2 separate regions of the Homo sapiens genome follow, and region 2 is linked to region 1. A link is an interaction called in ENCODE POLR2A ChIA-PET data of the cell type or tissue named here. Cell type or tissue: OCI-LY7. All regions are shown on one strand. Links, peaks and the distances in the headings refer to the core of each region. The heading gives the core; the rest is flanking DNA. Region 1 has its middle 160 kb from the start of ARID1B. Region 2 overlaps ARID1B (AT-rich interaction domain 1B).

The links. ChIA-PET counts read pairs that join two places held together with the same protein. Peaks named below come from ENCODE experiments on the same cell type or tissue, not always from the same donor. Only the 100,000 strongest peaks of a DNase experiment are listed, where the experiment ranks them.
Region 2: POLR2A ChIA-PET joins it to region 1 with 6 read pairs; 2 of 35 experiments call an interaction of 5 or more read pairs at or near these places.

Annotation. Positions count from the first base shown.
Region 1 is chr6:156,619,813-156,622,632 of GRCh38, forward strand. No RefSeq gene overlaps it. Among named protein-coding and RNA genes, the nearest start is that of ARID1B, 160 kb to the right of the region's middle. In OCI-LY7, for the core only: no CTCF peak of the experiment used is centred there; no DNase peak of the experiment used is centred there.
Region 2 is chr6:156,911,343-156,914,162 of GRCh38, forward strand. The region is part of intron 3 of ARID1B (AT-rich interaction domain 1B); the gene reads left to right. Among named protein-coding and RNA genes, the nearest start is that of MIR4466, 130 kb to the left of the region's middle. RefSeq lists an enhancer at 2,156-2,656. In OCI-LY7, for the core only: no CTCF peak of the experiment used is centred there; a DNase peak (open chromatin) is centred at 1,289.

The DNA.
Region 1 (2,820 bases), core at 149-2,648:
CACCCACACTAATGGACAGAGGCGTAGCACACTCCTCCTGACACACAGGATTGAGAACACAGCAGCAGAACCACCTGCCAACATTGCATCTGGATTAGTCCATTTTCACACTGCTGATAAAGACATAGCCAAGACTGGGCAATTTACAAAAGAAAGAGGTTTAATGTACTCACAGTTCCACATGGCTGGGGAGGCCTCACAATCACGGCAAAAGGTGAAAGGTACATCTCACATGGTGGCAGACAAGGGAAGAGAACTTGTGCAGTGAAACTCCACCTTATAGAATCATCAGATCTCATAAGACTTATTCACTATCATGAGAACAGCACAGGAAAGACCCACCCCCATGATTCAATTACCTCCCACTGGGTCCCTCCCACAACATGTGGACAGTGGGGGAGCTACAATTCAAGAGGAGCTTTGGGTGGGGACACAGCCAAACCATAACAGCATCCCTGAATCGAAGCATGTGGAAACACAAGATAAACTCAGATCAAGAAAGAGTGCACAACATAACTCGCCTGTCTTCTTCAAAAATGTCAAAGTTACAGCAGCAGAGAGAATAATGACCCCAATAGTACCTGGAACTTGTGGAGAAGTTAGCATGCATGGCAAAAGCATTCTTATAGATGTACTGATTACCCTGGATGAGCTAGGCAGACCCAATCTAATCACATGAGGCCTTAAAGGGGCTTTCCCAGCGGTGGTCAGAGGTCAGACAGACGTAACAACATGAGAGGAACTCAACTAGCCATTGATAGCTCTGCAGATGGAGAAATGGGCCACACGTCAAGGAATGCAGGTGACATCTAGAAGCTGGAAAAGGCAAGGAAACAGATTCCCCACCCCCTAGAGCCTCCAGAAGGGAATTCTGCCCTCCCCACACCTTTTTTTTTTAAGCCCAGGGATACCATCTTGGACTTCTGACCGACACAACTGTAAGGTAATAAACTTTTGTTGTTAAAGACACTAATTTTATGGTAAATTGTTACAGCAGCAATAGAAAACTAATACAGTCATGAAAGACAAAGAATGAGAAACAGGCCAGGTGCTGCAGCTCACGCCTGTAATCCCAGCACTTTGGGAGGCCAAGGCAGGTGGATCACTTGAGGCCAGGAGTTTGAGACTGGCCTGGGCAACTTGGCAAAACACCGTCTCTACTAAAATACAAAAACTAGCTGGTCATGGTGGCTCACACCTGTAGTCCCAGCTACTTGGGAGACTAAGGCATGAGAATCACTTGAACCCAAAAGGTGGAAGTTGCAGTGAGCCAAGATCATGCTGCTGCACTGTAGCCTGGGCAACAGAGCAAGACTCTGTCTCAAAAAAAAAAAAACAAAAAAAGAACAAGGAACTGTTGCAAATTAAAGGAGGCTAAAGATGCATGACAACTAGATACAAGGTGTGATCTTGGATTCAATCACGGATCAAAAAGAGACATTAGTGGGGCAACTGGAAAACTCTGAGATCTTTAGCACAGCAAATACTCTTGTATCAATGTTAGTTTTCTGATTTGGGTTATTGTACTGGTCATGGAAAAAAATGACCTTGTTTTAGGAAATACACACTGAAGTATTTAGAGGTAAAGGAGCATCATGTCTGCAACTTATTCTCAAATGTTTCATATATATATGTTGTGTGTGTATGTAACACACACACAACATATATACATATGGAGAGAGAAAGAGAGAATGAGAGAGAAGTGTAGTAAAATGTTAGCATTTGGTAAGTCTGTGAAGAATACACAGGAATATTTTATACTATTATTGCAACTTTTGTGTGTCTTAAATTTTGCAAAATGAGAAATTTGAAATACAGAAAAAGTAACAAATGTATGTAAAATACTTAGCACCCTCCTTGACACTCAGCAAATTTTCAGTGAATCTTGACTTTGGTTGAGCTTTCAGAGTTTAGCATCTATGCCCTCCTTGCCCATGGCAGGAGTGAATCAACGCACAGACCTGGAGCCGGACTGGGTTTCCGTCCCAGCTTTGCCACTTACTGGTTGTGTGTGACTTTGGACAAGACATTAGCCAGTCTGATCTTCAGTTTTTCCATCTATAAAAAGCCAGTAATATCTATGCCATTAGGTTGTGAGGATTCAATGAACTGATTTATGTGAAGTACATAGAACAAGGCTGGGCCAGTTATAAGTTCTGTATAAGGATCGCTTGAGCCCAGGAGTTCAAGACCAGTTTGGGCAACATAGTAAAACCCTGTCTCCAAAAAAAATAAAATAAAAAATTTAAAAAAAAAATTTAATTAGCCAGGCATGGTGGCACACACCTGGGGACTCTGATCAGTCCAGAATGGTGAGAGAATAGTGGGAGAGATGGCTAAACAGGGGGCTTGGAGGTGGCAAAGAAGAGGGAGGCCAGCCTAGGGCACCAGCATAAGCCCAGGTACCTGGGCTGGACTCCGAGCAGGAAGGTGGAGTGTGATAAGCAAGACAGGATGCCCAGATCCTATCCAGTTCACTCAGATTTCGGTATCTAGCTGCTATTTGTCCTGTGTGTGTTTAATGACTAGGAATTCAGTGCCACTCTGTGCAGATTGCTGAATCTAGAACCATCATGGATATCTGTGAGTAATAGATGATCCTTGCCCTCAAGATACTCAGATTTTAGTAGAGAAGAGAGGCATCCTTTGCAGTAATTGAAGAGTATCAACCAGAGCTGGGAGGAGGGTGGAGAGCTGAAAGGGAAGTCATCAGTCTCACATTCTGCGATGAGTAACAGCATGGGATCTTTGGTACAGAAGATGTTAGGGACATGCTGGCTCTTAGAAGCAGAAAATGACTGGCTGTGCTAGAGAAAGATT
Region 2 (2,820 bases), core at 22-2,521, 290 kb after region 1:
TTTTTTTTTTTTTTTTTGCTTTGTTTTTAAATATACCCAAACTTTGGCACTTTTGAAAGTAGTGTCGGCTGTGGCATGGTGATCTTTTCCATCAGTCACTCTTACACATTGCAGGATAATCTAGCATTCCTACCCTATAGCCACTGTTTAAATGCATTTCTGTGTCCTTGTGACAACTAACTACTCCGTTGAAATTTTGTCACTACATGTGTTATATATGTCCTTAATTTTCCTGAAATTCATATGTAAAGTGAGTTCCCTATGTATAAAATTTCAAACATGAGTATGATTCCCTGAATGTAATGGAAAGAGGTAGGAAAGGACAGAAAGCTGCCTATAACACATTTGTGTTTCTCTTAAGTAAATGCTCAGGCACTTCTCCATTAGAAGGCTTGTGAGAGAGTCAGAGGCTTGTGCCTGGGTCTGTGGGAGCCATGGACTCCACAGGTGCAAACGAGGCTGCTACAGATGTGTGGGATGAACAGCTCAAAACCACGAGCAGGCATAGAATCCATGGGATCAATGACCACACAACAGTAATTATAGAAATGAAAGTATAGAAGACCACTTTAAATAACATGCTCACAGAGTTGTTAGAAAAGGTAAGTTACCCCAAAGTCTGGAAATGTTATAAATTTGTAAATAAAATACAAATACATAGTAAAAACTGGTAAGAAAGTAAAGATTTCTTTTCTTTTGCTTTATTTGTATTTTCTAAATTATCTACATAAACATGTAATGCATATATAATATTCTTAAATGTTGTGTAAAGGATTCCACGTTACCCATTATACAATGTAAGGAATTACCCATTCCGGTGGCAGACTAGGTGCTCTCAATGTCTCTATTGATCAAAATATCTAAAATGCTGGCTCAGTTCTTCAAACTAAATGAAACAGTGAATCAAACCTCTTTTTTTTTTTTTTTTTTGTTTAACTGTTTCTTATGCCCCTCCTGTCATCCCTTTCTTCCTTACCCAACTAAAATTCCAAGCCCATCATTATACTCGCCCTCACGCTCCTGCATGTACTCTTAAATACTCACCAGCCCCATCTTATTAAACCTATTTATGCAAGCCTGATGAAATCCACTTTTGTGCCCACTCCAGGTGAGTGGGATGGGGAAAGAGGGAGGGAAGACCCTGCTATTTATTTGAGTTGGTGACCACTGATGTTAGATCATCCTTGCCTTGTAGCTTTGCATTTCCCTAAGGCTATTTCAGATCTCCCTCTGTCTTCAAACCCAAAAGGCTTAAGCCCTGCCCCTCACTCTGAGCTAGTGAGGCTGCTTCCTGTTTCATTGAAGAAATCAACACAAGCAATCAGGAGAACTTAGAGGTACCAGCCAGCCTGTGTCTGCATATCATGTCTGCCTTCTGTGATGTACACACTCTGCCAGAAATCTCCTTGTTCCTCTGGAAGGCTGCTCTGTGCCCTTGGTCCACTCAAGTTCTTGGTTTTTCCCCACACCATCCATTTCTCTGTCCTTCCCATTGGCATTTAAACATGCCATCATTTCTCCCACCCCAAACAAAACAAAACAAAAACGCCTTTCTTGACCGAAACCACAAGCCTGTTTTTCTCTTTTCTTGTATTCCCCATTTGCTGGTATCCCTTGAATTTACTCTGTCTAGGCTTTTATTTCAACTATTCTATTGAAATGGCTCTTTTCATACTTTCTTTTTTTTTTTTTTCACTTGCTTTGTAAATTGAGAGGTAAAATTGTATGTATTTACTGTGTACAATGTGATGTTTTGAAGTATATATACTACATTGTAGAGTGAGTACATCTAGCTAATTAACATATACATTACCTCACATAGTTACCATTTTCGTGGTAGGAACGCTTTACATCCACTCAACATTTTTCTTTTTCTTTTTTTTTTTTTTTTTGAGACAGAGTATCGCCCTGTCACTCAGGCTGGAGTGCAGTGGCGCGATCTGGGCTCACTGCAACCTCTGCCTCCCGGGTTCAAGCAATTCTCCTGCCTCAGCCTCTTGAGTAGCTAGAACTACAGGCACGCGCCACCATGCCTGGCAAATTTTTTTATATTTTTAGTAGAGACAGGGTTTCACCATATTGGCCAGGCTGGTCTTGAACTCCTGACCTTGTGATCTGCCTGCCTCAGCCTCCCAAAGTTCTAGGATTACAGGCATGAGCCACCTCACCTGGCAACATTTTTCAAGAATACAATATATTATTAACTACAGTCACCATGTTGTACAACAGATCTCTTGAACTTATTCTTCCCATCTAACTGAAATTTTGTATCTTTGATCGACATCTTCCCAACTTCCAGCCCACCCCAGCCCGTGGTGCCCCCATCCCACTCTCTACTTTCCAACAACCAGCCCGCCCCAGCCCGTGAGCCACCATCCTACTATCCACTTCCCAACTCCCAGCCCATGCCAGCCCATGGTACCCCCATTCCACTCTCCACTCCCCAACAACCAGTCCATCCCAGCCCGTGAACCACCATCCCACTCTCCACTTCCCAACAACCAGCCAACCCCAGCCCATGAGCCACCATCCCACTCTTCACTTCCCAGCAACCAGCCCATCCCAGCCCCCGGTGATCCCATTCCACTCTCCACTCCCCAACGACCAGCCCATCCCAGCCCATGGTGCCCCCATTCTACTCTCCACTCCCCAACTCCCAGCCCTTCCCAGCCCGTGGTGCCCCCATTCCACTCTCTACTCCCGAACTGCCAGCCCCACCCCAGCCTGTGGTGCCCCCATTCCACTCTCCACTCCCCAACTCCCAGCCCATGGTGCCCCCTTTCCACTCTCCACTCCCGAACTGCCAGCGCCACCCCAGCC